3 separate regions of the Mus musculus genome follow, and all the other regions are linked to region 1. A link is a loop called in an ENCODE intact Hi-C map of the cell type or tissue named here. Cell type or tissue: left cerebral cortex. All regions are shown on one strand. Each heading gives the region's core, and the rest is flanking DNA. Links, peaks and the distances in the headings are about the cores only. Region 1 has its middle 72 kb from the start of Fbln2. Region 2 has its middle 66 kb from the start of Gm30437. Region 3 overlaps Wnt7a (wingless-type MMTV integration site family, member 7A).

Evidence for each region. A loop is a pair of places that touch in the nucleus more often than their neighbours do. Peaks named below come from ENCODE experiments on the same cell type or tissue, not always from the same donor. Only the 100,000 strongest peaks of a DNase experiment are listed, where the experiment ranks them.
Region 2: a loop joins it to region 1, with 3 times the contacts of the local background. A loop is called at or near these places in 6 of 42 quality-filtered maps.
Region 3: it touches region 1 in a loop (2.2-fold over the local background); 5 of 42 quality-filtered maps call a loop at or near these places.

Annotation. Positions count from the first base shown.
Region 1 is chr6:91,279,927-91,290,574 of GRCm38, forward strand. No RefSeq gene overlaps it. Among named protein-coding and RNA genes, the nearest start is that of Fbln2, 72 kb to the left of the region's middle. In left cerebral cortex, for the core only: a CTCF peak has its summit at 5,687 (motif pointing right); DNase peaks (open chromatin) are centred at 4,963 and 5,699; H3K4me3 peaks cover 738 bases.
Region 2 is chr6:91,339,923-91,350,570 of GRCm38, forward strand. No RefSeq gene overlaps it. Among named protein-coding and RNA genes, the nearest start is that of Gm30437, 66 kb to the right of the region's middle. In left cerebral cortex, for the core only: no CTCF peak of the experiment used is centred there; a DNase peak (open chromatin) is centred at 6,295; H3K27ac peaks cover 917 bases.
Region 3 is chr6:91,353,399-91,364,046 of GRCm38, forward strand. It overlaps Wnt7a (wingless-type MMTV integration site family, member 7A), which reads right to left. Exons shown (of 4, transcript NM_009527.4): 4 at 10,583-10,648. Among named protein-coding and RNA genes, the nearest start is that of Gm30437, 53 kb to the right of the region's middle. In left cerebral cortex, for the core only: no CTCF peak of the experiment used is centred there; DNase peaks (open chromatin) are centred at 5,698, 6,471 and 6,833.

The DNA of each region.
Region 1 (10,648 bases), core at 4,198-6,697:
TAAACCGTAATCCTTCTTCCTTCCATGACCATGCCTTCCTTGGTCATGGTATTTTATCACAGCAACAGAAACGTGACTGATAGAACTCTTCATGGGAAGGGGATCTGGGAGTGCTCTCCTCAAGGGAAGAGGAGCCAAATGTGCTCCCTTCAGACAAAGAGAATCCATAAGTGCTCCAGTCATATGAAGAACTGTGAGTGCTCCCTCATGTAAGGAAGAAGTGAAGCGAAGAGCTTTCTCTGAGTGACAGGGAGTAGGGTAGGGAGGAGAGGGGAGAGAGCAGGCACATTACTTTTGCTACAGCGCCCCAGAGCATTTGCTCCATGGTATTGCTACTGCCCTGTACTATTTCTGTCACAATATCTTACCATGCTCCATTTATAAAATGAATGATCATGCCAGGCAGTAGTGGCACACGCCTTTAATCCCAGCACTTGGGAGGCAGAGGCAGGCAGATTTCTGATTTTTTGATTTTTTTGTAGACCAGCCTGGTCTACAGAGTGAATTCCAGGACAGCCAGGGCTATACAGAGAAACCCTGTCTTGGAAAAAAAAAAAAGATAGGCAAGCATATAAAACAAAAACACAAGATCCATAGGACTAAGGGCCACCCACAATTTTAGGTGCCTAGTGGGGATCTTGGAGTGTGTCCCAGGGTAATGGGGGACACACCCACTTTGATCTTTATTGAGGTCCAAGTGAATTCACCAAGGAGAGACTGTCACGTCCCTAAGGAGTATGACCATACAGGTTGTTGAAGAGTTCAAAGAACGGTTGGGGTTAAGACAACTAGGGATGAGGTAAAGGGGATAGAGAAGGAGGGAGAAGGCAGAGATCCCAGGTAGAGGCAGAACCTGTGGCCTTCATCCCAGGGTACCACTGAGTCTCCAGGGCCAACGGTCTTAGACACCCTACATTTGTCACTACTCAGGATATCACAGGGCAACCCAGTGCCTGAGAGCTGTAACATAAGTCACTACAGGAGCTGAGCGGCCCAGTACCTCAGACCCACCCAGGAGCTGTGCCACTAGAAGGTAGCTAGCTGCTTGCTGCCCCAGTTAGCTGTGACACCCAGGTAGCTGCCTAGTGTTACAATAGCAGCCCAGTGCCAGGGCCACTGGGGGTTAAAGCCCAGGGTGATGAACCTCCAGCATGAACACCCACAGCTCTGAGCTTCTAGCTCCTAAGTCTAAGAAGCAACAGGGTCCTGGATTCCAGGGCTGTGGCTGCAGCCTCTGGCTCTGTCATCTGCCAGTCCAGCTCCCAGCACCTCGGCCCTCAAGGGCTGGGACTGCTCAAACTGGAAGGCTTCTCTTTGTCTTCTCTGACTCATATCTGGGTAAAGAAGGACCCTATTGGCTGACCAGAAACAGCACAATTCTAGGGACTGCCACAGAGCTTCAACAATCTCACTCCTAGCTTGATACCTGATTATCTCCATAGCTGTGGCCTCTCCAGGCCATAGGCGGTGTGTGGTGACACCTGGTGGCCAAGAGCGGGATTGCTAGCAGTTGATGCAGCTAGGGTAAACTTCATTCTAGCCAGTGTAGGGCTGGGGAGTCGCCTAGAAGCACATAAGCAAGGGGGTGTGCGGAGTTCAGATGACACCTTGTACCTGTTTCCAAATTCTAATGAACATGATACCTTCCCCGTCACCCTTGCCACAGGCACGGGATCACTGTTGCTTTGGCTGTGGTTGTCTGGCTTTTCAGAGCCTCTGTTTCCTATTTTCTCTCTGTTTATGGGAATTATACTAGTTTGAGACCTGCTACTGGAGAACGCTATAGGGTTAAGAGGCCCACTGGAGCCCCACTATGGCTTCTGATAACTGTAATTTCTGTGTAATTGGCATTTAAAAAAGACTAGGTGTGCCTAGCTGCCAGCCCACATGCACAGACATGAGCATGTACATGCTGGGCGGGAGAGGCCCTCTGGAAAGGCAACTCCTGTGTGTGGCCAGTATGGGGTGCTGACCGTAGCATTTGCTGAATTGGTCTGGCCACCCACGTGAGAGCAGGCAGTTCTGACAGCTGCGCTGGGGTAGTGGCTGTAAATGGGGCCTGTCCTACCCTGGATGCCTGGAGGACCTGGTGTCTGTGTGTTTCTCGGTAAATGCATGTGATTGTGGAGAGCCTGGCTGGTGGCACCCAACCTGCAGCTCTGTGCTGTTTGGTCTTTGTGGTCCCCAGGCCCTTGGCCAGCCATTCCCAGGGGTGGGAAGTGATCCAGGCCTGGCCCACTTACCTTGCCTGCTCTGAGAGGGACAGGTGGCTGCATGCTTGTCCTTACACCTCACCAGAATCATCCTCCCTTCTATGCCTGTCTTCACTTTCTAGGCCCAGAGAGGTTGCAAATCCTTCTCAGGATTGCACAGGGTCCTCAGCTAGGGCTGATGAGAGGCTGGGGTGGGGCTGGTTTTTCTGACTGAGTCTATCTGCCAAGCCTGCTGTCTCAGGAGGGGGTTGCCAGTAGCTAGCAGAGCATGCTCCTGACATGTGCTGTGTTCATCTCACCATGGCTCTCCATTGCTTGCAATACGAATGAGTTTCACAGCCCACCATCCTGGCCCCACCCTCTTCAGTCTTGTGGCCATCACTCCCTGCCGAACCCTGTGCACCAGTCACCTTGCCCACTCTTCTTTCCCATTCTGGACCTTTTGCTTGGAGAGCATGGAAACTCCTATACATCCTGCAATGCCCAGCTCTGAGCACCCTCCACAGAGTTAGAGCTTCCCCAACTGCTTTCTAGGTGCTTGCTAGTCTCACTTCTCAGTGTATGTGCAAATGAGTTCCCCTCTGAGTCCCCAGCACCCAGCACCAGGCATGGAGCAAAGCAGACACAGATACATGCTGAGTGAATCAACAACACAGGCATGCTCTTGCCAGGATGCAAACTAGCTGGGAGGAAGATCCAGAGTGGGCCAGGACCGGGGTATGGGGCAGGTTGGTGGAATAGGAGTTGCCCAGGTATCCTCTCCTTAGCCCTGAAGCACCTGCTCCTGGCTCCTCCTTAGCAGGGGCTGATGATAACTCAGCTCTGGCCCCAGGTACAGGGCTCAGACTCTGAGGCCGTGCCCTGGTAGGGTAGTCAGAGACTCATCCTCCTTTCTGTCCATTTTATCAGATCGGAAGCTCAAGGCCAGTTCTGCTTGGCTGACACTAAGGTTTCTGTCCTCCCTGTTCTAGGACTTTGACCCTTTGAAGCTCAGGAAGGGTGGGAACAGGAAGGGACAGTAGTGCTGCTGTGCTGGCTCCAGGGCTTCGGCATCAGGGTCAGGGTTTGTGCCTGAAGTTCCCACCCATAGCCGAGTCATCAGGCCAACGCCCTTGGGCCAGCCGAGCCATCCCTGTGGGAGGTTGGCAGAGCCCGAGGGATGGTAGCTGGGATTGAGGCTTTCTGAATACTATCCTGCCTCCAAAGGTCAGGCCCAAAGAGAATAAGGTTCCTTTTACCACGGCTGGGGGACAAGAACTCCAGCACCAAGAAGGCCAAGTGTGCCATGACCCAAGTCTGGGCTGTTCTCTCTGTGGTTGAGGCTGGGAGGCCTCAGCTTCTTCACTGTGAACAGCACAGCCTTGGCAGCCATACCCTGGCCTACTCACTGTACACCGCCTGCACACTGAAATTTGTGCCCCAGACTAACCTGTCCTCTTGGGGAGTCTCCTCCAGACCACATGGCCTTTGCATAACATCCCACTTGTGGCTCCAGACATGGCTGCTTCTAAACAGGTAGGAGTAAGGCGGGGTTCTGCATGGAGGAGAAGGAGGAGTGAGGGGGAAGAAGGGGCTATGATGATGGTAAACTGAGTCCCAGTTAGTGGCACCAGGTGTGGCATAAAGCAAAGAAATGTTTGTAGAGAATTTAAACAACCTTGCGCACACAGCTCAGTGGAAAGGCAGGTCTTTTTCAGATAGTCGACAGTTGTGTTTGTCAAAATGTTCAGTCTATGGGCAGAGCAAAAATGCAGCAGTGGGTTGGGTGACCATGAGAGGGGTGAATGAGAAAGGTGTGCATAGGGTAGTCCAAGCTGGAACAGGAGGGAGGAGAGATAGCCCCTTGGCAACTCCATTGCTTTGGGCTAGAAATATGACTCCTCTTTCACACTCCCATATTCTATCTATTGGACCCCAGAACATTCTAGATCTCCCCCCCTCTGTTCCCCAACATTCACACCCCTGGTGAGTTCTGCAGAATGAACTCTGAGGACATTCCCGAACTTGACCCCATCCCTCCGTAAGCTTCTCTATTTCAGACCATCCTCGTGTGCAGACCTAGCTGCTCCGGCCTGATCCCTGCCCCATGTCTCTCTTGCTGCTAGCCTCCAATGCCCCAGCGTGCCTCTGCAGGAGACTTGCTTCTGTGGATACAGCCCTTTTCTGCAGTGCCTGACTGCTTGGGCTAACCTACCCCTGCCCACCTAGGGTTCCCTGGAGCCGCCACATCTCCCAGATGCTCGGTAGGCTAAAGTTGCTGCCTGGCCTGGGACCACTCCCTTTGCCCCAGACATTGCTTCCTGATGTTCAGAAGGCCTCTTTCCTTTCCTCTTTTCCAGAAGGCCCCACTACCCCATGTGTTTTCTCAGGCATGCCCTTGCTGGCCACCAGGTCTTCCATGATGACCCTCCTCACCACCGTGCTCTTCCTCTCCCTAGAGAAGTGTAGCTTCCTCAGAGCTTGGTCACTTACAGATAGTGTTCCTGTCCTCAGTGTGAAATAGCGGGGGCTTCAGGAAACAGGTGCTCTAGGAAACATGATGGACTTTCAGTGGGAAACCTGGGTGTCTTGGATAGTAGGGGAACTTGCAACATGTCCCTATCCTTTCCCCAAACTCAGTCTCCCTACCTGTGTTCTAAGGCTCAGCTCCCCTTCTCACAGCTAGTAGCATCGTGTTGGGGGAACCAAGCCTTTCCTTTATCCTTGAAGAGGGTTACCATGGAAACAGTCTTGGCTCGGGCTTAGGGAGCATCCAGTCCTTTGTTAGACTTGGGCCTGCCTTCGGCTTCCCCCTCCCCCGGCTTCCCCATCCCCCGTAGCCTGAGATCTAGCTGTGAAGAGACCAGTGACTAAGGCGGGGCCGCACAGGGAGGGGGGCATTATTTTGGCTGTACACCCCTCCCCTTCCCTCCCCAAATTGATGTTTGCGTCACCAGTTTGAAAAGCTCTCGAGGACAGGGCAGTGTAGCCGGAAGATCAAGTCCCTGGGCACTTGACCCAGAGGCATATTCCCAACCCACGTGGCTTTAGGGACCAGCTCTCCGCCCTTTTCCGTGCCCCGGGCCCTGGCATTTCCCGCTCTCCGTTCTGCAGTGATAAGCAGGGTGGGCGCCGTTGCCTGCTCGCGCCCACCGGGGCAGGATGTGGGCCTGGCGGGTGCGCAGCGTAGTCAGCGTGGCCACAGGTGGACACTCCCGGGTCCCTCTTCAGGGCCCACATATCCAGAGCGGGACAGCTGCTCACGGGGAGGCCGCGGTGAAGTCGGGCCGTTGACTCCGGGCTCTGACTTTCAGCCTGGCTTGGAGCCATGGGGCAGGCATGCCGGGACTCTCAGGAAGAGCCCGGACTCCAGCGGCAGGTGGCGAAGCTCAGCTGCTGAGTGCCAGTCCCTAGCGTGGCCAGCCGCCTTTGGCCAGTGCAGCTAGGGCGTGCGCCAAAGCCACCGCCGCTGAGGATGTTGGACGCCACCAGGAGGCGCTGCGAGCGTCGCGGATCGTCAGTGCGTGTGTCCGAGCGGTGGCTCTGGCAGAAAGCTATCCAGGCGCAGGGGCGCTAGGCGCTGGTCCGCGGAAAGCCGAGGCGCAGGTCCTAGAACTTTCTACCCGGAGATCACACACTCTGAGCCCTGCTGATTGCAGGTCTCTGCTCCAGATCGCAGGGCTGGTGCGCTAAGGGTTTCAGTAGAGAGCAGGGCTTAGACACTGCAGCCCACGGCCCTGTCCTGTCCCGCAGAATTCAGATCTCCGTTCTGCCTTTTCCCATCTGTGAGACATAGGCAAGTTCCTAGACTTCTTGGTGTCTGATTTTCCTGCCTTGTGAGATGAGATTGCTGCGAGTAGCGGGTTCACCGGGTTGCGACAGGAAACCTGGATCACTCCCAGATGTACACATGTTCCTGCCCATCACAGCACGGTTGACTAGTAGGTTGGGCGATGCGGGGCCTCAGCAGTGGAGACACAGAGAAGCAAGTCGCTGAGCACTGTGTCCTGGCAGGTGCTCGTGAGGACCAGACGGCATTTAGACTAAACTTTTCTCCTCCTGGCGAGACAAGAACAATGAGAGGCTCCCCCAGGTTGATTTGGGAGGCAAATTCAGTGCCAGACCACCCTCTTCCTCCCAGCAGAGACCGTCGCCCTTGGTCGTTGTGCTCTCGGTTGTCCTCCCGCGTCATACAGTCTACGCCCCTCGGAGGCTGCCCACTGGTGTGCAGACTGTAGTGGACAGCATCCCGCAGCGGGCGAATGCTTATAGTGCGGGGCTTGTTGCCTGACACATTAGAGGGCCTGCAGCCGAATCAGCTCAAGTTCGCTGACTAGAGGCATGTAGGGTGATGAAGAGGGCCCATTCCAAGCCTCTACCGCGAAGTACCTAGGCCAGGTTCACTTCTGCACAGGGACAATCAATACATCCACATCATGGCTAATGGGTAGGGCTGGGGGACGCTGTTGGAAAGAGATAAAGTCAGGGAAGACTGTCCTAGACAGATCTGCTAGGACAAAGAGTAGGAAGTGGCTTGCCTACAGGGAGTCAGTGGAAACTGAGAAGGACTCCAGGGCGGGGCTGTGCTCTCTCTCTTTACCCATACACTCTTGCCTTCTGACCACGTCTGTTCTGTTCGCGCAAATTTTTAGAGGCTCGAAGCCCCGTCAACCTTTCTGACCACACGAGGGCAGCAGAACGCAGCTGTGAGGAGGGACAGGTGGCACGCCCAGTAGGGGGCTCTTCCAGAAGGCAGGCTGAACTCCTCAGGGCTCCCTTCCAGTTCCTCTGTGCTCACGCTTGGGTCTGTACTCCCCCAAACCCGAGGTACAGCTCTCCGAACCTCGGTGCCTCCTCTTGGGAAATGGGAGCAATCAGATTTTCATCTTCGGGAACGGATTACTGAGTGCTTTAGTAGATTTGCTGTAAGGCTGTGGAAAACTCACCCACCCTGAGTCTGCTTCCCCGAGTGAAAAGGAGGAATGAGAATGGACCCATAATGTGGGATTTGGGGGCAAGATAAATGACTCAATGAGCAATGCCTTCCAGGTACCCAGTACGCTAAATTGTAGTTCTTGACAATTACAATTTGTGACTTGGGGCTGAGAGTGGAAAGAGACCCCCGTGTTCAGGTGTTCACGCCAAAAGCTTTCCAGGAGGAATGATTTATTCATTAGGGAAGAGGTGGTCAAGATCCTTTGGGACTGTCCATTTGACAGAAGGGACACTGGGGACCAGAGAGGCTGGCAGAGCCAGGCCTGGGATTCCCACCTGATTCCTGAAGGTCAGTTATCCTGCCTGGTTGCAGGACCTTTCCTTGATGGAGGGTTCTCAGGTTGTCCCTTGTTCTTGTTACTGAAGGCCCCTGAGTTAAGCTGTGAGAGAGGAGAGAGCTTCGAGTGCCCAGTCCTTGGAGGGGCATCCTCTTGGGGGCTTATGAGAACTTCTCATGGGAGCCAATTCTTTCAAGGTCCAGGACACTGATGTTTGTGGTGGGTGGGTGAGTCCAGAGGGTTGTAGTCCTATGGTGGGCAAGGGGTGTAGTGGGGGAGGGGTGTAGTGGGGGAGGGGTGCCCGCTTCTCCCTAGGAGTGAACCCCAGCTGTACATTTTGTGGAAGTATGTTCCTCTCTCCCCTCAAGCCCTTGAGCAATGCCCACAGCAGGATTGGAATAATCACCCTGAGGCTTGGACACCCCCTCCCTCTCCAGGGTTGCTTTCCTTGTGGTGAAGGTGCTACTTACAGTGAAAACAGCCATTGAAGCAAAACGCAAAAATAATGTCAGTTTCCACTTTTGACAAAAATGGGAAGGCAGGTGGCTTCTTGTCTGCGATAAGCGCATCTGCTTCTGCAGTAATTACTATCTGAGATAATTATGAAAAAGAATTTAAATACTCAGGGCATGCGCGGGGCCAGGACGGCGTTCTTTCTCCTTAGTCCTAATCTCTTCTGCAAGTCGGAGTCTTGTCCCGACCGACCAGGACAGCACTGGGCGGGCCGAGGTGCAGGGGTGGGATGGAGGAAGGGCCAGGCTGGGCAGCTGCCCCTCTCTCTACTTTCCCAGGCCTCACTGTCCTCATCTGCAAACCAGGATGGCTCCATGAGAGCCAGGTGAGGAGATAAAGCAGGTGAGTGGTGAGAAGCCCAGAATGTTGTGCACGGGCATAGCCTGGTCTCCGTGACCTAATCCTCTTCTTTGTCTTGGGGGAGCAAGGGAGCCTCTGAAACCCTCCCCCAGCTTTAGAACGCCTCAAATGGAGATGGAGCTCACTTCTGGGATACAGAAGTCACAGCAGCAGGTGTCCAGAGCCTACAGAAGAACAGTCCAGCCTTAGGGAATCCTGGTCTTGGTCTGGGATGGTGATGGAGTGGGGCCAGAGCTGGACCCAGAGCCCAGGGCAGGAGGCTGATTCCAGCCCTGGACTACAGACCAGCTTCCTGTCCCAGCTCAGCAGCACTGGCTGAACCTTTCCCCTGTGGTGTCCAAGCAGCAACTGGATGACCATTTGGTAAGAAGAGGGCACCCTGATGGTTTTTGTCCTGAAATTGTATTGAAGGGTGGATCAGGAGCCAGGAGTGCCCAATCTTGGTAGAATATGAATCAGTGGGTCAGCTAGGCTGTGAAAGAAAACTCCATTGGCTTAAACACAACAGGGAGGTCTATCTTTTTCATATGTAAATCTTCTAGTTGGTGGTATAGGCTGGACAAAGGGACCAACTTCCTTCTGGCTCCTGGTTCTACCAAACCAAAGGGGACAGCCAAGATGGCTGTCAGGTTTCTGGCCCTCATAACTTAATTCTGTACAGCAGGTCAAAGAAGGACAGAAGGAAAAGGAGCCAAGTGGAGGTATCTGTTATATCCTCAGAAAGACTCCTGAAGCTGGAGTGCAGCTTTTGCTTACATCCAAGTATTTGGAAGATTGACCACTCCAGGATGCAATAATAAGGATGGTCTAATGCCATCTGAAGTGGAGGTCGGGGCTGGAGCCTGCAGTTGACTGTGCTAGAGTGCAGTCTTAGGGCCTGAGGAGTGAAACCATACAAGCTGCCCTGTCCCAGGTCTCCTAAAACAGAAAACAAGCTATACAGACTGAGGAGCAAAGCCATGTGCAACCTTGAGACTCCCCCTTTGGGGATGGCAGCCCCCTTGGATGTCAACCTCCCTTACCATGGGCTGCTCCTTCTGCTCACAGAATCCACTTGCCCACACACATGCCTGATGTGCAGCCTGCCAGGGGCACAGGAGGGGCACCTAAGAATGCCTGCTCTTTTGGATGGAGCCTTGTTCTACGCAGAGTCCAGAGGTCAGGCTCTGCCTGGAACCTGGACTGTTGGGAAGCAGCTGCCATGGGGCCACCAGGGTGAATGCAAAGGGATGGTTATCTGCATGGGAGCTCAGCTCCCATCCTAATGTTTAGGTTTCGTGTAGGACACTGGTGTGGGTTCTAGGCACAAACCCAAGGAGGAAGTCAAGTAGGGTGATGGCAGGGGTTGCTGGTCAGTGACTTGCTCGGGCTGTGGCCAGGGGGTTTCTGGGAAAGCACCACCTGAGCAGAAACCTGTGAGATGAAAGGGGAAAACCAGAGCCCAGCCAGTGCAAAGGCCCTGTGGCAGCTATGCCTGGTGTGTCAAAGTTATAGGCAGGCCAGGGAAGGTGGAACACACTGGGGGAAGGGAGAGGTATTGGGACTTGAGGCCATGGCAGTGACACTATGGACCCCCCTCCCCCAAGCCACCCACCCATCTCTCTCCTGAGGCCCACTGGCTTCCCCACAACCACACTTCTCATTCAGGCCTCATCTTCTCCCAGTTGATTTTGTTCTTGTCTCAAAGACTGCCAACACTTCATTGGCTTAGACTGTAGAGGTCCAGTACTGCATTATGACATCAGAAAATCCTTGCAGATACCGGCTACATGGTGTAGACACCATCCCCATAATATAGGTACTTGGCGCTGAATGTAGACTCAAAGCTCTGGGGCATAGATGCCGAGCTTTGGAAAATAGACACCAAATCCTGCACTGTAGATAGATGCCAAGCTTTTGTTCCTGAGTGAAGTTAGACAGGGAGTTAAGGAGATTCGCGGCTTTGTGGTTTTGTAGCTGAGAGGGGCCCTGGAGCTCTTGGTTGCTGGCCCATTGCTCTGGTCACGGGGCCCTGGAGTTGGTCTCCAATGCTCTCCTGGATTGATGCAGTACCCAGTGCTCTCCTGTATTGATGTGGTACCCACACTCTTGAGGATAGGGACCAGGCTGCTCCGGATTTAACAGAGCAAGGGACATACATGTGTGGGACCTGGCTGGATGCTCACAGCAACTAAGAGAATAGAGCTCTTATATGCCAAGCCCTAATGTCAAACTTCACCCTGAGCAGTCTCCCTTCAGGTTCCCAGCCACACTGTCCCTACATGAAATTGAGGCTCAGGAAATGGAGCCTTAAAGCTTGGATCCAGGACA
Region 2 (10,648 bases), core at 5,147-7,646, 61 kb after region 1:
GGTACCAGATGGTGAAGTCTGCCTGCACTAGGCAAGTATTCGGGAAGTTGAAAGGGGTTGAGTAAGGAGTGTGTGTCCCATAAGGACTTAGGAGCGGAGTGAGGTGCTGAGTCAGCAGGAATAGGAGTGGACGGCTGTTTGCTTGCAGGGCCATAGGGTGTGGGCTCTCCATGAATGACTGAGCATTCGAACATGTGTATATGGTGTGAGCTGGGAGTATGTGTGCATATGTAACATGTGGGTGATATATGGATGGCTGTATGATTCTTGGGACTTTACAAGAGACTGGGCAGGTGGCTTAATGAATTTAGTGCAAAGCTGAGTGCCTAACAAGGGCAGGTTGGGAGCCTAACCTGAACCAATACTTGAACTCAGAATCTCTTGAGTGGCAAGGAACACACCCCCTGAGAAAGAATCTTTGTACACACCACGCATGCACCTATTATCCCTAACTGCTGATGTGCTGACTTCAGGATGGTGTGAAAGGCACTTAAGCTCACTAGAAGCCATACTTTGATGTGATGTTGTTCTCTGTGGCCACTCTGTCACTTTCTGTACATATTTCATGTGCTGTATATGATACTCAACACCTGACAATATGCATGCTTGTGTTAGGCTGGGCTGGGCTTTAAACCTCAAGGCCCATCCCTCCAAGACACTCAGTTTTCCATCATGTCCCCATCTCCCAATGGTCATGCAATCTCCCATGCAGTTACACCAGCCTGGAGCCCAGGAGGCATCTCCTACCCAAACCATAATATTCCACCCTGACCCCATAGGCTCGTGTTCACCTTAATGCAAAGTTCATTCTGTCTAACTTCAAAAGTTCCTGTAACATTGTACTGTCCCAGCACTGCTGAAAGCCTAAGGTCTCTTCTGTGTCTCAAGGCGTTCCGATAATCTCTTAACTGTGAGCCCATGTAGACTTGTTTTTAAGGTACATACTTCGGATGTACGATGCGCTGAGTATACATTTCCCATTTCAGTAGGGAGGAGCAAGGGCACAAAGAGGAAAGATCAGGCCACGGCAGCACTGAAACCCAGCAGGGAAGATACCAAACCCTACAGTTCTATGTCCAGCGTCTGGGGCTTGTAGTGGTATCATCTGTGGGCTCTGGTGGGTTTGGACAGCTTTCCCCTACAACCATTTTGCCTGTGGCACATGTGGCTTCTCTTTCTTGGCTAGTGTTCCCATCATATCCAAAGTCCTGAGGCCTGGACTATAGCTTAGTCCATACCTTCACAACCTCATTCATAGCCCGTGCTGGGACTCCATGTAGAGAGCCCAGCCCTGGTGCACATTGCCTGGCCTCAGAAACTTTTTGAAGCCTGATGTCAGCCTTTATGGTGTCCTGAAAAAAATAAAACAGCCCTCTTGGATGACACTTCTACTAGCAGCTCAAACTGTAGTCTGTCCCCCTTGGCTTTAGTGTGCCTTTATAGCTGAGTCTAGAAAAATAATTCCCTAGGAGATCACACTTGAACAGGGTGCCCCAGAGCCCCTTCACTCTCAGGTACCCACCTTTCAGATGAATCTGCATTGTTACCGTCTGGAGCTCTTGGTGGGTGCAGGTCTTTCCCTCAGGGCACATTTCCTGTTGTCCCTGTGTTCTCTGTAATAGTTCTCATCTCTCTCAGGACTGCTCTCCGTGTTCATCCTCCATTTCTCCTGTGTGCCTCCTGGAGAAGTCTGGTCACTGGGAGCACAGCTGGCAGCCTTGACTCTGGCTCAATGTCTGTAAAAGTGTTGTTCCACCCATCACAGGGCCACACTGTCATGCCTTCCCTGCTCTGATGGGCTGTATCCCTTTAAACCATGAGCCCAAATAAAATCCTTCCTTTCTAAAGTCAGTCACAAAGATGGCGAACAGGACTGTGTTGGAAGCCAGGCAAAAGGCCATTTGTGCTACATCCCACTAAAACATCTGCCATGTCTGAAACTTACAGAGTGAGACCCTGCTCTGTAAGGAAGTGGTGAAATGTCAAGACACCACAGCATCAGGCTGTGGCTTGGTGAGTGCTCATCTCTCTTAGCCAGCTGTAGTGGCTATTCCTGGTTGTCAACTTGACAATATTTGGAATGAACTACAATCCGGAATTGGAAGGCTCACCAATGACCCTTATCTGGAGGCTTGGAGATCCTTATCTGGATCTTGGTTTGAAGATCTTGAGCCATAGTGGCTATGGATTCCAGAAGATTGAATCTCCGTGTTTAAGGAACACACCTTTAATCTGGGCTACACCTTCTGCTGGAGACAATATAAGGACATTGGAAGAAGGGAGTCTAGCTCTTGCTCTTGCTCCTTCGCCTGCTTGCTGCGTGAGACTGAGTAACTGCTAGATCCTTGGACTTCCATTCACAGTTGCGACTGAACAATTGTTGGGAATTGGGCTGCCGACTGTAAGTCATCAATAAATTCCTTTACTATCTAGAGACTATCCATAAGTTCTGTGACTCTAGAGAACCCTGACTAATACACCAGCAATACAGTGAGGAAGAGCAGCATGGGGTGGACCACAGCATTCTGAAGTATCTGTAACCCCAGCTGGATAGCCAAGCATGTAGGCCTATGGGGCATTGCTTAGCCAGATAGCTTCACACGGCTGAGCGCAGGAGGAGCCGCAGGGTTGACGCTCACACTTGACTTTCTCACAGGGGAATCCTTGTATGTAGACAGTTCCCAGCCTAATGATGGCTCAACTTACTGTTTCCCCAACTTTACAACTGTGCAAAAGTCAATATACATTCCATAGACATTGTACCTATGAGTTTTAGTTTTTGGTTTTCTTTCCCAGCCTAGCAATGTTCAGCATGACATTCTTCCAAACACTGGGCAGTTAAGTGGTCACTCTGGTGGACTGCTGCTAAGCTGTGAGTTAGGGAGGGTTGTATGCATTTAATTTGCCTCCATATTAGGGTATTTTCAAGTTGGGGGGTATGGGGGAGGTTGTTGGCTCAATGCTCATTTTATGTAGAGAAGCAGTTGTACATTAATCCATTACCTCTTAGTCTCCATTTTGTTTCCAGCCTACTAAATGTGGCAGTAGATGTGAGATCTATGGCAGTAGATGCTGTAGATACTAAGGGGGTGTGTGATACAGAGGAGATTAGCTGACAAGGGCTGTGTCTCATTCCCAGAAGGGACTGTGCTTGGTGTACCCTGAGTGGAGAGGAGAAATCACATTAGGTTGGATACAGTGCTGTGTCCTGTTTATTCAGAAGTGTGGCTAAAGCAGGCAGGTAGCATGAGACTGGGCCAGCGTGTCTGCTCAACCAGGCATGGCACCAACGTGGCAGGTAGGTTTCTCAGGATCTTCTTTTTCCTGCTGATCTGTTGATGGGTTTCCCAAGGAGCAGTGCTTGTGTGATAAAGGGAGGCAAGGTGAGTGTGAGATCTTGGGCGGCAGGGCCAGGTACAGTAGCCTGAGCAGGCAGAAAACTTCCACTGAGTTCTGCAGGAACGCTCATCTCAGGTCTTTGTTCCTTCCCGTGCTGGATTGTCTTGGGCATCCTTCTGTTTGCTTTGTCAGCTGCCTCTCTAGTGATCATAGATGGAGCATGTTCCAAGATCTGCATGGATCATGATTTACTTCGAGGCATTCCTTCCAATGTATAGACAATTGGGCTGGTTCTGAGGCTTGCTCCTGGGAGTCACAACCTACCATCCAGAACAGACAGATCCTCGAGCTAGAGCCAGCCAAGGTGTTCTGCAGTGGCCCTCCGGCCTCTGCCTGCCTGAGGATGGCTGAGAAAGGGCATGGAATCAAGGGAGGAGCAGATCTTATAGCTTTGCCATGAATACCTTGGAACCCAATTCATAAAAGCATCTAATTACAGGGAGCCTGCATTTCATTGTCGTTTTGGTAATGACCTGCAACTGCATACAAATTACAGGGTACTCCCCCCACCCCCGAGTAGTGCTCAGCTTTCTGCAATGTGGAACTTTCCAGTTAGTGGCTGAGGCTCGGGTGAAGCCAGGGCAGAGAATACTCTTCTCCGGGACACTCTTAATAAATACTGTAGCAAGATAAATGGTATGAATCTGGGGGACGTGCACTTCCTACCAACTGTGAAGTGTGGCGTTCTCAAGTCTCTAGGCTGGACTACAGCAAGAAGGATTTGACTTGGGTCATGCAGCCTGTGCCTGTTTGGCTGGGGTCAGGGGATCCCAGAGGCAGGGGCATTGATAATCTGACTGCTTCTTCTGTTCCTGGGAGGGGGGGGGGTCTTACCAGTGCCTGTCCCTTTACTAAGCTCTCAAAGAACACAATGGAAGCCCTAGGGGAGGCTGTGTACTTTCTTACCCCTCTGCTCTCTCATCCTGTGCCGCATCCTTCCGTCATCGTGTCACTGCCTGGTCATGGTCTGATTTGTCAGTGTGGTCTAGAGAGTCTCTGGTCAGAGGGACAAGGGCTTTGGAGCAGGACAGCCCCGTGGATGTGTACATTGTCTCTTTGTCCTGATGTGGGCAAGGAAGGAATCTCTGTGCACATCTCCTTTGTGTGCATGAGAGAAGATGCCCAGGTGGGGTACCCAGGCAAGAGGGTTGTGGCCAGCACTTAGTGAAGCTGTGGTACAGACTGCAGGTCTCTGTCTAGTGGCCTCCTGGGACATCCTGCATTTGCATCTCCCAGGATGTCTTCTTACATAATAATGGAGTGTTCACCTCAGAGGTCTGGGCAAAAAGCCTGTGGAGGCACGTCAAAGGAGTGCCTGCAAGCAGGGGTACTCAGTGTCAGTGGTGAGCAATGGGCACTGCCGGTTCCAGAATGGAAGTCAGGATAAAGTTTTGGGGGCTGACTATGGCTCCTGTAGAGCCTTGCCTAGAATACCAGCTCAGACCACATCCTTAGCACTGCACACATATGCACATCCCTAGCACTGCCCACATATGCACATCCCTAGCACTGCACACATACGCACATTCTAAGTGCTGGGGGGGGGGGGTTGTTTGTTTTTTCTGAACTCATGTGACTTGCATGTTTGTAAAGACAAAAAAAAAAAAAAAAAAAAAAAAAACCAAAGTGAAAAAGTGAACCATCACACATTGGGGACATACAGTGGTAAAGAGCACATAAGGCACAAAGCCAAGGTTTCCTCCTGAGCCCCTTAAGTTTTTCAGAGGCAGCTACCTTAGCTCCTTGTCCCTCACTGTGGCCTCTGCCATGGGTTCACAGGCAACATACCATTCTCTGTGAATGACCCTGGACATGCCTATCCACAGCTGTCCTGTTCATTTGCTAGCAGTCTCGGACATTCTGCCACTTCTAATGTCACACCAGGTCTTTATTTTGAGTGACATGGGCTCTGAGGTGTGGATGATGTATTTAGTGCCCCTCCCCCACCTGTGGAAATGTGGGATGTTTCTGAATTCTTGTATGGGAGCTGCCTCGTTCCTCTCTGTGTGTGCCTGTAGGGTGGCGTGCGTGGATGCTGAGCCTTTGACACAGCATGCTCTCATGTCAGCCAACCCTCACTGGAAACCTGGTCTCAGTTGCCTTCAGGCTGTGGCTTCTCCCCGTGGACCAGGAGCTCCAGGCATGCTCAGAGGCTGCTGACATGTGGGTGCCGACTTGGTTCCCAAGTGACACTATTGAGAGATGTCTCCAGGTCACTGGGGCGTGTCTGTGAGGGGCGTATGGCACCCCAGGTCCATCTCACCGGTTCCTTCCACTCTCCACTATGAGTAAAGCAGCTGTGCTTTGACATCTGTCACCACTCCATAGTGGTGACACTGCCCAACCAGGGGCCTGAAAGCAGTGGCTGACAGTCATGGCCCCTGATCTCTGAAACGTTGACCCCAAAGAAAATGTTTCTCATTATAAGTGGCTCCTCTCAGGTATTTTGTTATTGTGACTGGAAACTAACAGAGATGCCACCGGGATGGACATCCATTCATCCTCATCCGCCCATTCTGTCCTACTCTTTACATCACTCTTCCTATAAATGTGGCGTGTCTTCCCTTCTGGATGAAACCCATGCCCCTAACCCCACACTGAGAGCTAGAGACAGTTAGATACAGGGAGGGACTGTTCATGTTCACTGAGGGCTATAGGGAACTGATGCATGGCTCAGGCCAGAGGGCAGTGGCCGACACTGGCCTTCTGGGGCCGCCCCCACCAGGGGCCTTCAGCCGTCCTTGGCCTAATCCTGTTTTCTGCCCAGCTGAGCAGTAGGAAGGCTTAGTTCTCACCCATTTTAATGCAAAGGAGGCTGCCTAGCCAGCTTGTTCTGAGCATGGTGACAGTGGCCATGAATGGGGACCCCAGTAACGGTGGCAAAAATGTGACAGGGCCCTCCATCAAGGTATTGTACGACAATTGGGACATTATAGTGGGTCCTGGAACCCTCTCAGGAAGGGGCGGGGCCTCCAGCTCATATGCTAAGCAGGGCCAAGCCCGCCTCAACCACCTTCTTTGGCCTGGCCATTGACCCCATTGTGTGAGGTGCTTGCACAGGGTTTAACTGCCTTTCTCCTTCCCTCACCCCCCCCCCCTTTCACCAGTGTTTAGACTCAGCCTGGGCAAAGGTGCCGGTCCTGGTGCCCTGCTGTGTGTCCTGGATGGGTGCTTCCCCCTCCGGGCCTTGGCTGGCAGTACCTCCGTGGAAGGGAGGTTCTGAGTGTTTGCCTTGAGCTGTATATACGCTACCAGCTCTTTTTACAGCCCCTGGGGAAGGGAATTTCTTGCTCTAGCTTGCAGATAAGGCCACTAGCTCTGGAAGCTGAGAAGCCACAAACATGGTGTGTGGGTGTGCATATAACCATGCATGAAGCCACTTCAGTCAAATCTCTTAGTGTGTACAGGGCACGGCATGAGCCTCACAGCAAGGCAGAGTCCACACTCCTGAGCTACAGAGGGTAGTTCAGGACACAAAGAGAAAGCACAGGCAGGGTCTGGCTGAGGCTCTTTCCTCCCTTCTGTGCCGTCCTGCCCAGACCAAACCAGATTCCATTGATCAAAGCAGTCTCCTTGCCCCTAAACCATAGGCCAGCCTGCTCTGCCAGCCCCCGGCTCCTCTCCATTTGCAGCTGGACAGCTTCCAGGGCCGGATTTGGGGAAGGCAGTAATGGACCACAGACTGAGTTTTAGAGTCACGGAGGCAAGGGCAGACACAGTGGAGGCTGGACCCCAGTGCAGCTGAGCTGTGGGACACCTCTCCTCCTGCCCCATGGACTCTCATCTACTCTCTCCTTAGCTGGGCACATCTTTGGCTGTCTAAACTTTCCAGAGTTGGTGACTGAAACTCAAAGGGCAAAGATGACTTATTTAAGGTCACATGATAAGTGAACTCTGCAGGGTCCGGCCGTTCTTCCCAAGATTGGGAGATCTTGGGAACCCTCTCAGCAGCCTGAAGATCCAGGATCAAGTCTGCTACATTAGGAGGCTAATGTGCTTATGTGCATGTATGGCTTTGAACATGTGGCTTTTTAGACCCCAAGTTCCTTCTCTGTCTCTTACTGTTGGGAAAGCCTGTAAGATGTTCAGTGGACAGAACAGTAGAACCTGGGTCAATTGAAACTCGGGTCCCATTCATTAAGGTTTGTGCCATGAACGAGGGTGGACGGTCTATGGTTTCTACTGCTAGGATGATTCCTGAATCCTGAATCCCTGGGGCTGATGGTGGAGAGGAGCTCACCAGAGCCAGGAAGAGTTTGCAGCTGCCACATGGTAAACGGGAGCAACGTCCTTCCATCTGGAGAGCATGGCTCATGGCAGTTTCTGAAGGCTTCCCTGAGGAAGGAGAAGAAAGTGGGGTTGTGGCCCCAGTGTGCAGTGCACAGAGAGACAGGCTACATATTGGTGAAGGGATGCCACCTCCCAGCAGGCACCTCCGATCTGAGCGGGCTGAGTGTTGAGGCAGAACTCAGCCAGCTACAGAAGCTGGGGGAGGCACCCTAGTGAAGGAAGTGCAACTGGCCTCAGGCTTGAGAGGGAGCTCAGTTCTGGGACCCGCAGGGCCCTTCCTTCCCAGAGTGCTCTATCGGGAGTCCCCCGCCTCCTGCTGATTACAAATTGCTCTGTGATTTTCTCCCATTACCATGGTGACGGCAGGCCTAGCATTTTAAGCAGCAGTAGGATGCAGCTGGATCTTTTAAGTCCAGGGCTCTGCAGGATCCCTCTCCTCCTTTGTCTTCCTGGTCTTCTTTCCTGTTTATGCGCCATTTACTCCCTCCTCCATCCTTTCATTCATTCATTTCTTCCTCACACAGCCTCTCTTCATTCATTCATTTGTTCGTTTGTTCATTCATTCATTCATTCATTCATTCATCCATCCCCTTTCCTCCCCCATCAACCCCTCACTTCAACAGTTCCTGGCAGCCCTCAGTTTGGTAATGATGGCCAGAGACTAACCAAGCATCCAGAATGTCAGATGTGTCCCTTGATGTGACAACCAAGTCCATCCACCTCAGCCACATGACCTCAGACCTCCAACTTCATCCCATTCTTTGGTGGCTCTAAGAAGCAGGTCCCCCCCTTGCTATTCCACTGTGATTACTTAGTGACAACTCAGTCCCACGGGTTCCCAGCTTCCTGGTAGCTGTGTTACACCCTGGCCTTTGGTCACTATTGTCCCAGCATCTCAGAAGCCACATGCACCTGGGAGGGAGCAGCAGGACACAGCCCTCTGCAGGATGGTGCTGCCCTGACCCAGGCCTGGTGTAAATGGCTTTTCAGAGCTGTTAAGTTATGCCCTGGAAGAGCTGGTTTTCACAGCCCCTCCCTCCCATCCCATCCCCACCTTACTCTCTACTCAGGAGGCTGCCACTCCCTTAGTAGAGCATCAGGGAAGTGAGCCCGCCCCCTGCCCCCACCCCCCTTCTAGCCATAGTCCTTGATTTTGCCCTTCTTGTGGCTCCAGATCTGAGCTCGGTGACCCCCTTTCTCCTCTGTCTTGTCACCCAGAATGGCAAGGGTTGTGTGCAGCTTGTCTCTCGGTCCTGTGGGCTCCCTGCTGTCACACCTCCATGTGCCTCTTGCTTTGGCGGTCTTCATTAGTTTGTCTCCTGTCCATCTGAGGCCTGAGCCTGCCCTCAGTTTCTGTCCGTTTTTAGTGGTTCCTGGAGGTAGGAATTCTGGAGCTAGATGACTGGGTTATAATCCCAGCCCTAACAGACTGTGATCTGCCCTGTCAAAGCTCTGTGACCTTGGGAAATTGTTTGCCTCTCTGTGGCCCACTTGTAGTAACTATAATGCCCATCCCAGGGGGCTGCCTTGAGGACTAAGTCCCTTAGCACCACTGAACACAGGACCAGCGAATACTAGTAAGTAACAAATGACACTTAAATACTCAGTGATTCACAGGCATTCATCCTGATTCCCGTACCAAGTTCTTGTGAAACCGTGTGCCTTGGGGGAAGTGACAGGCAACTCTGGCATTCGATCCACGGAGACTGGCAAGCCTTTCAGCCCAGAGCACTGGTTACTAACACAAGGCTGGGGGTCCCTCCATCCTCTGCCCTCTCACATTCTCATCCCACCACATTCTTCTCATAGCCCCCTTTCTGGCAATGAAACATGGGCAACCCTTGGCAGTGTGTGACTTCATACACAGGACCCTGTGACTCGCCATCATCCCTGTGGCCTCACACTGCTCACCTTCCACTGCCTTTTGCCTGCCACGGGTATGCTAGAGGGCTGCAGGCCCCCTTGCCCATCCGGCCTGTAACTGGAGCTGTGGCGGTGTGGCCGAGTCCTGGTGGCCAGATCGCACAGGTATCAGTGACTGCCAGTGCCCCGTTTTCCTTCACACCGGGACACAGTTAACAATGGCTGACAGTCCTCACAAGGGCCAGGCTCCCCCAGGGAGAGGCCCCAGCATGCTATCAGGCCTCACGATCTCAACCCTTAAAAGGCCTACCCTCCCTGCTGACATATCACACAAATGGGGCCTTCAGCCATTGCCAGGGACCGTCTGCTGCCCTGGGAATGTGGGCCGGAACCTGGGCCCCCGTGCCAGCCAGTCCTGCAAGACTTGCCCTTTCCCTTCGTGTGAACCTGCCTCTCCAAGCACCTGACCATTTTTCCTCTCGCAGCCTGGATTACACCCCATGAAAGCCCTTTGTTCCCTGGCTGCCCAGCTTCTGCCAAAGTAGCCATCTGCCTGTGGGTAGTTGCTCAGACCCTGGGCCACTCTCAGGAACCAGTGCTGGTCCAGGTGTTAGGTGACATAGTGGCTGAAGGGATGGGCATACCACTGTCATGGCAGGTAATCCTGTCTCCAAATGCGCAGCTGTCTTGTTCTAGAAATTTCTTTGCAGTGGCCCCAATGTGGCTTTATTAGTTTATGGCTGGAGAAGTTTTCCCTCACTGATGCTTTTCCTCATTTGCAAGATGATGGCAACACCAGGCTCCCCCACATAGTAGCCCCATGAATGCTGATCTTGGTGGAGGTAGCAAATCTGGCAGAGCCGGATGGCGAGACAGATGGGACACAGCTTCAAAACTTGGGGTTGAGACCTTTATAGATACAGCTAACAGAAGGGACAGACCAGAGAGGCCAACAAGTCCTCATTTCAGATGGGGATCTGGGAAGCTTGAGGGATAATTCTGGGCTAGCCACTTAGTTAGGGTTTCTATTGCTGTGATGAAACAACGTGACCAAAAAAGCAAGTCAGGGAGGAAAGGGTTAATTTGGCTTTTGCTT
Region 3 (10,648 bases), core at 4,413-6,912, 74 kb after region 1:
TGTGCTTAGATTTATGTCTGGGTCTTCAATTTGAGCCCATTGATCAATCTGGTTTGATGCCAATACCATACATTTTTTTTATTACTACAGTTCTGTAGTAAAACTAGAAATTGAGACTGGCGAGACCTCAGGCAGTTCTTTTATTGTCCAGGGTTGTTTTAGATATCCTGAGTTTTTTGTTTGACCATAAGAAGTTGAGAATTGACCTTTCAATGTCTGTGAAGAATTGTGTTAAAATTCTGATGGGAATTACATTGACTCTGTAGATTGCTTTTGGGAGAATGGCCATTTTTACTGTTAATCCTACTGATCCATGAGCATGCAAGATCTCACCTAGCTTCTTAGGTTTCTTTCTTCAAAGACGTGAGGCTTTTATCATGCAAGACTTTCCCTGGCTGAGCCACTTTCCAAGTGTTCGGCAACCACATGTGCCTGCTGGATATCACACAGAACAACTGTGTTAGCCTCTTTTGTGTTGCTTAACTAAATATCTGAGGCTGGAAAGTATAAAATAGGCTTAAACCAAGTGTGGTGGCGCATGCATGAATTCCAAGCACCCAGGAGTTGAAGGCAAGAAGAAGATTAGAAGTTCAGCGTCATGCTGACTAGTTTTATGTCAGCTTGATGCAAGCTAGAGTCATCTGAAAGAAGGAACTTCAGTTAATAAAATATCTACATAAGATCTGGTTGTAAGACAGAGAAAGGTCTCAGCCCACTGTGGATGGTACCACGCTGGGCTGGCGGCCCTAGGTTCTATAAGAAAACAGGCTGAACAAGCCATGAGGAGCAAGCCAGTAAGCATCACTCTGTATAAGCTCCTGACTCGTGTTCCTGCCCTGTTTGAGTTCCTGTCCTGACTTCCTTCAATGATGAACAGTAATTTGTTCATCAAAGTCAAACAAACCCTTTCCCTCCCAAGTTGCTTGGTCACATGTTTTAGCACAGCAAAAACATAAAGAGAGAAATAGTAAAAGAAGGAAGAAAGAAAGGAAGGAAGGAAGGAAGGAAGGAAGGAAGGAAGGAAGGAAGAAAGAAAGAAAGAAAGAAAGAAAGAAAGAAAGAAAGAAAGAAAGAAAGAAAGAAAATAGGCTTGTAATTTTAAGGCTAGACAGGCAAGATCACGGTGCTCTGGCATCTCAGACTCTGCTCTGGGCCCAGGTGGTTGGCATCATAATGGCGGGAGCTGGTGCATACTTCAACAAAGAAAACCAAAGGGACAAAGGCTAGGTGTGCTTTTTGTAATAATTCCCTGGGGAACTAACTAAGTCCCTAGAAAACTACCTTAAACCCTTCCAAAGGCAATGCTTCAGTGACCTACCTGCTTTTCTCCAATGACCTCTTCCAGTGACTTAACCACCTCTCCCCAGAGGCCTAACTACCCCCACTCTCGGCCCCGACAATGACCTACCACCTTCTCCAGTGATCTAACCACTTCAGCATCCCATCCCTCTACCCACCACAGGGAAAACCAAGCCTCCAGCACATGAACCTCCCTCAGCCCTCCCTCAAACCATGATGGCAGCTTGGCTGTGAGGTGTCCCCTCGGAAAGTTCTAGCTGTTGCCCTGCCTGCAGTGCTTATGGATGTGACAGTCACACTCTGCTTCTGTTGCTCGCTCTCTGCAAGCACCTGCTTGAGGCCTGACTGTGGGTCAATGTCGGAGGGAGGTGGGACTTTTCCCTCTGCTCAAGTCAGCAGTGGAGTATGGTATACAACACACCACACCAACCCTGGGTCTCTGAGGCTGGCCACATGCTAGAGTCTGGTGAGAACAAACTCCCGTAGGCAGGGGGAGGCTCCCTTCTCTTCACCTGGAAAGGTGCAAGGTGAGCTGAGAGCAAATTCCAAGTCTTCAAGGTAAGATCTCAGAGTGATGAACCAGGGTGTTCAGCAGGTGGCCATGCGCTTGCACACTGGGTTACAGCCCACTTGGTATGCCCATGTCCTGACCGCTGCTGCCTGTGATTATACTGTTGTAATTGGCAAAGGGGTCTTATGTGAATAAAGAACACAAAACAGTGACAGTCATTAAGAAAACAACAAATGCTGGTGTAGTCATGTGCAGAAGGGAGGCCCATTCACTGCTAGTCGGTGTGTGAACCAGCCCAGTCGTGATAGAAGTTGGTATGGTCTACCCTGTGTCACAGTGTGCCACCATGGGTATTTACCCAAAGGACTCCGAGTCAGCACCTCAGAGGCACTATGCAGTCGTGCTCATTGCAGCCCTACTCACAGTAGATAATGCATGCAGCCTATAGCGAGGGACAGATAGAGAAAACATAAGCATGCACATACACTGCAGTGAGAGAATTATGTCATTTTCCAGAACTTGATGTAAGTGGAGCCAACCACAGCGTGTGAACTAAGGCAGTCTCAGAAAAACCACATGCTTTCTCTCATTTGCAGCTCCTAGAATGTACAGGGACATAAAATCACGTATGCATGCACAGAAGAGAGCAAGTCAGCTGTCCTGGATTGGTCATGTGAACCAATTCATCATGAGGGCCCTTGCTGAGGGACCCAGAGGCAGAGGCTGGAGCAATGTGTTCCGCAGCTGGAGGGAAGGAAGGACTGCCAGCCAAGATGCAGGTGGCCTCTGGGAGCCAAACAAGGCAGGAAAGGGTGTCTCTTCTCAGTGCCTCTGGAGAGAGCCACTGCTCTCACCCATGCTTCAGTGTAACTTTAATGTTTTAAGCCTTTTAAAATAATGGTTCTTAAACGCTTTAATCTTCCTTTTAGCCCATCACCCACCAGAGGTACTAGAAAAGAAAGGATATGGAAGAAGTGGACCTGTTTAGAAAGGTTCTTTGGAACAACTCCAGTCTGTGTTGTCTGGAAATCGGCAGTTCAGTTCAAAGGTCAGCAGCGGCAGCTCGATCCATTCGCAAACACTTCATGGATACACCAGCAGTCCGGTTTGGTAGAGTCAGGATAGCAAACTCGAATCAGCAGTGATGTCACTACCTAGCAGAGACAGCCAGGCCTCAGCCTCAGCACAAGTCAGCAGGAAGGACCAGCAGGAATGCCAGAAGTTCTCAGCTGGCTGTGCCTCTCTCAGCGAAGCAGACTTGAGACCAACAAGCATTGCACAGCTAGCTCTATAATAGGCAAGCACAGCACAGCCTCTGTCACTGTCCATTGGGCCTTTTTATGCCCTCTAAATATCATGTGTCCTCCATGGGTCTTACCTCAGCACGTGTCTTGTCTCAGCTGACATCACTCTGGTAATCAACCCTAGTCCGTGAAAGCAATGAGAAACTGCAGCACACCGACATAAGTTTTTCGGTGCATTTCTCTCTATAGAGTCTCAACAAATGGAGTTCAACTACACAATAATGTAAGATGGACCAATATATGTGTGTTGTTAACAAAGAATCCTTCGGCATGTGTCCTTTCATGTGTTTGCTTTAGCAGAACATCCTTTCACCTGTGTCTGCTTCAGGAAAACACTCCACGTGTTTGCCCCAGCAAAACACCATTCAACACAATTGACTTTCCAAAGACCCCTTAAGTTTCCACTTCACTTCATTGTGGGGAGTCTGATTATAGACTTCTCACCACCAGGCAAGCAGGTGTATGCTGTGCCAAGCTTCCAAGTTGGTGAGTTTGTTTCAGCAGCAAGAGGAAACGTATACATTTACAAAGATGCTATAATTACTAATTTGGGCATTGGATAGAAATGTCTTTTTCCAACTGGATAACCTTGGGCAAGTGGCCTCATTTCTCTTTGCTTCCTTTACTTATCTGAAAAGTGGGCTAACAGAGCTGGAGTAGAGTTTAGTAGCAGAGGTTAGCATAAGCCTAACCTGTTTGTGGCCCTGGGTTTTATCTCCAGCACCAAAAGAAAACTCAGTCTTGCAGGGTCACCAAGAGACCCAGCCGGGACTGCTGCTCTTAGGCACCCGGCAGGTGGCATAGAGACTTGTGCTGGGCCTCTAGGGAGCACTTGGCCAACACTGGTTATGACTACTTTTTATTTCCGTGACTCTTTCTTGACATCACACACAGACAAGGCCTGTGGCCCAGTGCAGGGCATAGGCTGTGGATGGGGGTAGGGAGTGGTTCCATGCAGTGCCCTGAGGATCGGTTGGGAGACTAGGGCACAAGATGGGGTCTCAGCAAGCCTGGGCCTGGATCTGCCTCTCCCCTTTCTCCACCCAGACTCTCCGACAAGCTGTCCAAACACAGGCCGGGGGCCTGAGGAGGTCTCCCAAGGATGGGCCCTGGGAAAGGTTGGCGACGACAGCGTGTGGCAGGAGGAAGTAGCGTGTTTGCTTTCCTGCGGCCCAGGAGCTTCCTGCCCTCCGTGTGTTTGCTTTGCTTTCTAGCTGCTGCCTGCTGAGGAGGGTTGGCCACCTGGTGGCCCTGAGCCCCGGAGGCCTGGGTGGCTCTGGATCCTGACCTGAAGAAGCATCTGGGACATCTGAACCTCCCAAATCTGCTCTTGGACTCACCAATGCTAAAGCCAAGGGCAGAGCCTCCAAAACCACCGTGGGTTGTGGCTCATTGCATGCCAGGCCCCCTCTGAGAGTCCGTGCAGCACTGTTCCTTGAATCACATACACTCAATCACATACACACTGTGCTAGCTCCATGGACTACTGTGAAAATGGAGGCACAGAACATACTGGCCCTAGTCCGTTTCCCCAAGGGACCAGCCTGATCCTAAAGCAGGCTTAAACTGGCAGCTTCCCTGCTGAACATCACAGAGCAGAGATGTGAGGACCAGCACCGGACGATTGAGTGTTATAGGTGCTGCACCTGTGTTACAGGTGCTGGCAACAAGCCCTACGCCTCATGCTCTTATTCTCACCACACGTCCATATCAGAAGAGGCCCTCGGTGTGCAGTGCCCTCCGCCTGTGATCTCTGTAGCCTTCAGCTCCAGACTTGACACCTTGCCTCCCCAGTGTGGCGGCGGAGCTTCTGTGTCCTGGCTGGAACTGTCCCCTGCAGCTGGTTCAAGTTGCCCCTCATCTTTTGATCCCTCCATACTCCTCTGCCTCCCTGCTAGCTTGCACACGTTAGCACCTGCACCCCTGATCTGTGGTGACAAACAGTGGCACTGGTTCTCAGATGTTGTGTTTCTTGTGTGTATTTTGCTGGAGTCCCTGGGCAGGGTAGGGCCATCATTTGCTTACTGATTATTTGGAGACCTCAGTTAATAGCTGTGAGAGTGACTCATGAAGATGGAACTGGACTCAGCTGCCAGAGGGCTTGTATGTAAACAAGATCTGCTGGTGAGGACAGGCAAAAAGGTCACACGGACAATCCAGAACTGGAAAAGGGGACCTATCTGTGGTCCAACAACTGCAATCTCCAGCAGAGGCAAACTCACTCTCCAAGGGCTCTGCAGGGTTATACCCCACTCCCTGCCCTGGGTTCCCATCAGTCAGAGTTTAGTGGGGGAATTAACAAAAATGTCTAGCATCGATTGACGCAGAATTCCCACTTCTGAGACATGGTCATAGCACTGTGCTAATCTGCATGCTTGCACAGAAAGACATTGCTTCTGATGGTAGCTAGACAGATGACTCTCCCCAGAAGTTGCAGATCCCACTAAAACCAACAGGAGAATGAGGTGCTGTGACTTGTGTTGGCTACAGAGAGCAGAAGGCAGCCTGAGGCCCATTCACGTCTTCTGTAACATGAATAGGTTTCTATTCCCACAGTCAAGTCTGGCAACAGTAACCATCTCTCAGCATAAGAGACTCAGAGGGATCGTGTGTATTTTCATCATTTACTTTAGACACTTTTGTGTGTTTTTAAACTAGGGAGCATCTGCCATTAGCAAGTATAAAGGATGGCTGCTCCTACACACTGCTGAGAGCATAGAGAGGGGTAGCTGCCGTAACCTGCCCTACAGTTCCTTCCTTCCCTCCCTGAGATGCTGACTTAGCATTAGTTGCCTCTGCTCCTTCCTTCCTCCTAGCTAATGAGATGGCTGTGCCCCTGTTTTAGTTGGTCATCCCAGTTGCTTGGGTAGCTAAAACTTGGCCCTTTATGGCTTGATACCACTGGCTCCTTGCATTTCAGCACTAGGGAGGGACAGAGTGAGGGATCCCCAGGGTTCTGCAGACCCAAGCGGCTGTTAGAGAGAGGAAGGTGCTTGCTTCTCCTCATCCAGGCATGGGTATAACAGGTTTCTGGTCCTTCCCATCATTCCTTTGGGGAGTTGCTCCTACTGAGCCAACTAAGACACGGTTCTGGTCTGAAAAAGCTCAAACACAGTGTTCTTTCTTCCTCTGCTGCACAACGTATGTCCTTTCTCTTGCTTATGAGCAGCCAAAAGGGCTCTGAAGTGACGTGAACTCTTAGAAATGCCAGGATAGCCCAGAGTGAATTGCCTTGGAATTTCTTATAGGAAGGGTTGGAAAGGCAGCATATGGTCTCTGTTCTCTCTTCTGGGATCCCATCTGGGCGTTTGGCATTGATCAGCTTGCCCACCTCTCAAAGCTAGTCAACAAGCACATACGCTCTGCCAATCAGCTTGGTAAGGGCCAGGAAGACAGATGGAACTGGGCAGGAATTAGGGTATCATGTGGGGGTAGGCACTGAGCTGGTATTTCAGGTAGTGATGCTAGAGGGTGCCTGCCTGGGATAATGGAGGGTAGGCTGAGCATTGAGTCATTGAGCTAAGGAGCTTAGGGAAGCTAAGGAAGGTCCCAGAGATGCTAAGCAGGGCCATGCCCTCTGAAAGCCTCTGGCCACTCGGCTGAAAACTGTTAAAACTCTTTATGTAAATGGAAACCAGTGCCGTGGGCAGCTTTGCTCCATCATATATGTGCTCCAGAACATGTTCCCACCATTTGCTCCACCATGTGTTCCCATCACATGCTCTACAAAGTGCTCCATCACATGCTGTCCCATGTGCTCCCATCTCATCCTCTCACCAGGTGCTCCACTACGTGCCTCACCCTGCATTCCACCACCCGCTCCTACCAAGTAAGTACTCCCACTATGATGCATTGCCTCGCCATGGGCTCAAAGCAAAGGGGCCAAAACCAAGTAGCACCTTCCTCCTTTCTAGCCACGATCTTGGCTGTTCCATCACAGTAGTGGACAGCTGACTTGCACGTCAACCTTTCTAGACCAAGAAAGGGAAGACCTGTGATTGGGGCTCATGCTTGGGCTGGGAGCCAGGGCCCCAAGGGAGCACAGATGCTAAACTTCAGAAGTATTCTTGGCCCTTCAGACCCCGGTGCCTCCCACCTTGGTGTGGCCTCCTGAGGCAAGTTGCACCAGTTCTCTCTAGCCTCACATGAGGATCTTCACTTAACCAGGCACTCAAAAGGGAGCACTGAGGGTCTGTGTCTAAGTAGGCACCGGAGGCCACAGTGAGAGAGTAAAATCCAAGGCATGGCTCCCAAAAATGGGTTTGCAGCCATTTTTTCTATGTCGTGTGTGTGACCTGTGCTTGGGTGTGTGCATCTTGTATCCTTATGCCTATGGCACTGCCCACTCATCTTTTAGAGAGAGGAACTCATCACCTTCTTGCCTTGGCATCCTGAACACTGGGATTCTGAGCCTGCTACCTAGGCAGGCACCCTAGTACGGCTAAAATGGTCAGCATGTGTGTGTGTGTGTGTGTGTGTGTGTGTGTGTGTGTGTGTGTTGTGTTTTGTAGCTGCTTATAAAGGTCTTCCTGGAGCTACGTGGCTCTTGAGTGTCTGTCTGTCCTCTCCCTTGGCTGTGGGGACTCTCTGGTTCTCCACCTCCGTCAGTGTCTTTGTGGAACAGTGTTGCGCATGCGTTGGAGATTCTTGCTCTGGTGTCTCAGCACTGAGCTGGGGTGGCCAGGGAGCTCTCCTGTTGTCTTCAGTTCATTCTTCTGAGACCATGAGCGTTGCTGTGGTAACCAGTACTATCTGTCAGTGGAGAAGCTGTGTCTGTGGTTGTATCCATAGGCACCAGCCAGCTCCAGTATGCTGCAACCCTTAAAACAAGCCGTCCTCTTGTCTCCAGGTCCTCACCTCTGATGCCCTCCTGAGCCTTCAGGCATCAATTCTTAGTCACCAAGTCCTAACCATGTGCTGGGCACTGGGGACACACCATCGTCCTCACAGGTCTCTGCTCCATAGCCTCCCGCTTTCAGCTCCTAGGAGCCTGCACTGTGTTAGTTACACTGGGTCACTGTCGTTGTGTTGCAGCTTCTGTTTGACCAATAGAAAAAGATGGGCACAGAGAGGTTAAGTGGGCTGCTCTAGAGCACACAGTCAGTTTTGAACCCAGGAAATTCAGCTTCATGGCCCATGCTCTCACTTTACTTACTTACTTACTTACTTAATATGTTTGCTTGTTTGTTTGTTTGGAGACAAGGTCTCCTGTCTCTCAGGCTGGTTTTGAACTCACAGTGTAGTCAAGGATAACCTTAAATCCCTGCTTCCACCTCCCAAGTGCTATATGTGCTGCCACCCCTGGACTCTGTGTTCTTGATGACTATTCTTTACAGCCCCTAAGATATAGAAGCTCCCATTTCAGCTAGGGGTAACTGCTATGAGAGAACAAAAAGATAGTGGGTGAGAGGTATGGGGAGCCAGGGCAGAGATAGTGAGGAGCTGGTGTTTGAATCAAGTTAGGGAGGAGCAGCCTGAAGGTCGGAAGAACAGTGTACTGGGGGTGGGGGGCTGAGGCAGGTGGAGGTGAAGTCAAGAAGAAGGTTGGCCATGGTGGGTGGAGCCTAACAGGCCAGCTCTTCACTCTCTCTCTCTCCTGGCCATCTTAAGTATGGCAGGACCTAGGCTATGTATGTGGAACAAGCATCGTGAGTATTGGCAGGCATGTAACCACTGCTCTTGTCTTCCAACTGAGGACCTATCGTGACCAGTTGCTTTAAGCTCCTGCTGTCTTGAGTTCCCCAGCACATGGACTGTACATTGAACTGTGCACTGAAATGAATCTTGTCCTTCATAAGTTGCTTTTTCCAGTAGCAGGAAAAAAAAAACAAAGGCAAGTGGAGAGGCCAGTCAGGGGACCCACGTATTGTCCTGGGAGGCCGTGACAGAGTTCCTTGCCTGTGGGATGTGTTCAGATGGAGAGGAGCTAGCATTAACAGCCTATGTGGGTCTCCAAAGCCTGAGTGGTCCTTTGTCTTCATCTCCCTTAGTCCTCCATTGGAAGTAGCAGAAGGCTCGGGCCTGGGTGCTGATGTGAGGTCACATAGGCTGCAGTCTTTGTTCTCCCTTCCTGGTGTGAGACTTCTCGTCCATAAGATGCTCTCACCTGTCAGCCGGGGGTTGGGGTTGGGGAAGGAAAGCTTCCTGGATGCTTGGGCTACAGTTCAGACCTGCTTGTGTGTGGGGAAGCCTCTACCTCCTGGAGAAAAGCTTTGCTCGGGACTCTCTTGACCTAAATCCTGTTGAGGGGTTCCCTGCTCCTCTCTCGGCTTCAGTTTCTCCATGCCAAGATCAAGTTTGTCCACAGTCCTATCTTGTTTTATTCTGAGCATGGTGGGTCCCAGGGAGGATGTATTTAGAAACCCAGATGGCCAGCTTTGCTTGGTGAATCAGAGCTGGGGTCAGGGCTGTGGACTTGGCCTCACAAGCCTACCTTGTCATGTGACAGGAAAGACCTATGTGGAACTGCTTACCTGGCGTGTGCCCACTGTCCTCTGCCATCTGGCTGATGGTTTGATGGAGTGACTTAAGATTCCAGTCTTTTAAGCATTAGTTTTGCTGGAAAACCACTGTGGGGTACAACAGATGGGACAGGGGTGGCTTTGCCAGCACAGAGTCAAGGGTGTACCCTATTAAGCTGGGCTAGAAGACTCCTTTGGCCACAGGGCTCTCAGTGGACATCCTGATAATGACTGACAGTAGCAAGCTCTAGCCTTCATGTGCTGTCTTGCCACTCTGAATGCCACGTGGTTATTCCTGGGAGGATCCTCCAGTAGTCTGAGAGGAAGGTGTTAGTTCCTTGATTTCACAGATGGAGAAACTGAGGCTCAGAGCACAGTCACGCTTGGCATTCAAAGAGAGAACAGGCTCTGAGACTGGATGCCTGCAGTGCATTATGGGATCATCTGACAGGCTAGCAGCAAGCCCTGTGCTGGTCTGGCAAGACCAGCTGCCCTCGTGCGGGCCCTCTGTTCATTTGGATGCTGAAGCAGGGCATCGTTTGCGTTGTGTTTATGTTGCTATTATTAATGAAACAGTCACCTGGTGAGGCTAGTTGGAGCTCCCCCATTTCCAGGTACAAGTGAGGCCAGAAACAGAAAGACTGATATCTGGGAAAGCCCATGCTCAATGGAGATCCTATAGATGTGTGGAGAGAAGGGGGGAGGATGTGATGTGGGAATTTGAGAAATGCTCTAGAGTTTTCTCCTTACCAAATACATATTTATCCATTCACACATTTATCTAGACACCCATCCTTCTGTCTATCCTCCTACAGATCCACGTACACATCTACTCACCTACTTGCCAAAGCTCACTTATTATCTATCTGTCATCTGTCTGTCCATCCATCTGCCCACCCACTCCCCTATCCATCTATCTATCCACGCATCTGTTCATCCACTCCATCTTTCTAGTTCCAGGCCCATACATCCAAACACCTACACAAAAGAAGAAATTAAAAAATACATTCAAGGGAAGAAATCAGCCATACAGCCATGTTTATTGGTCGTGATGTAACCCAGGTGGGGGACTG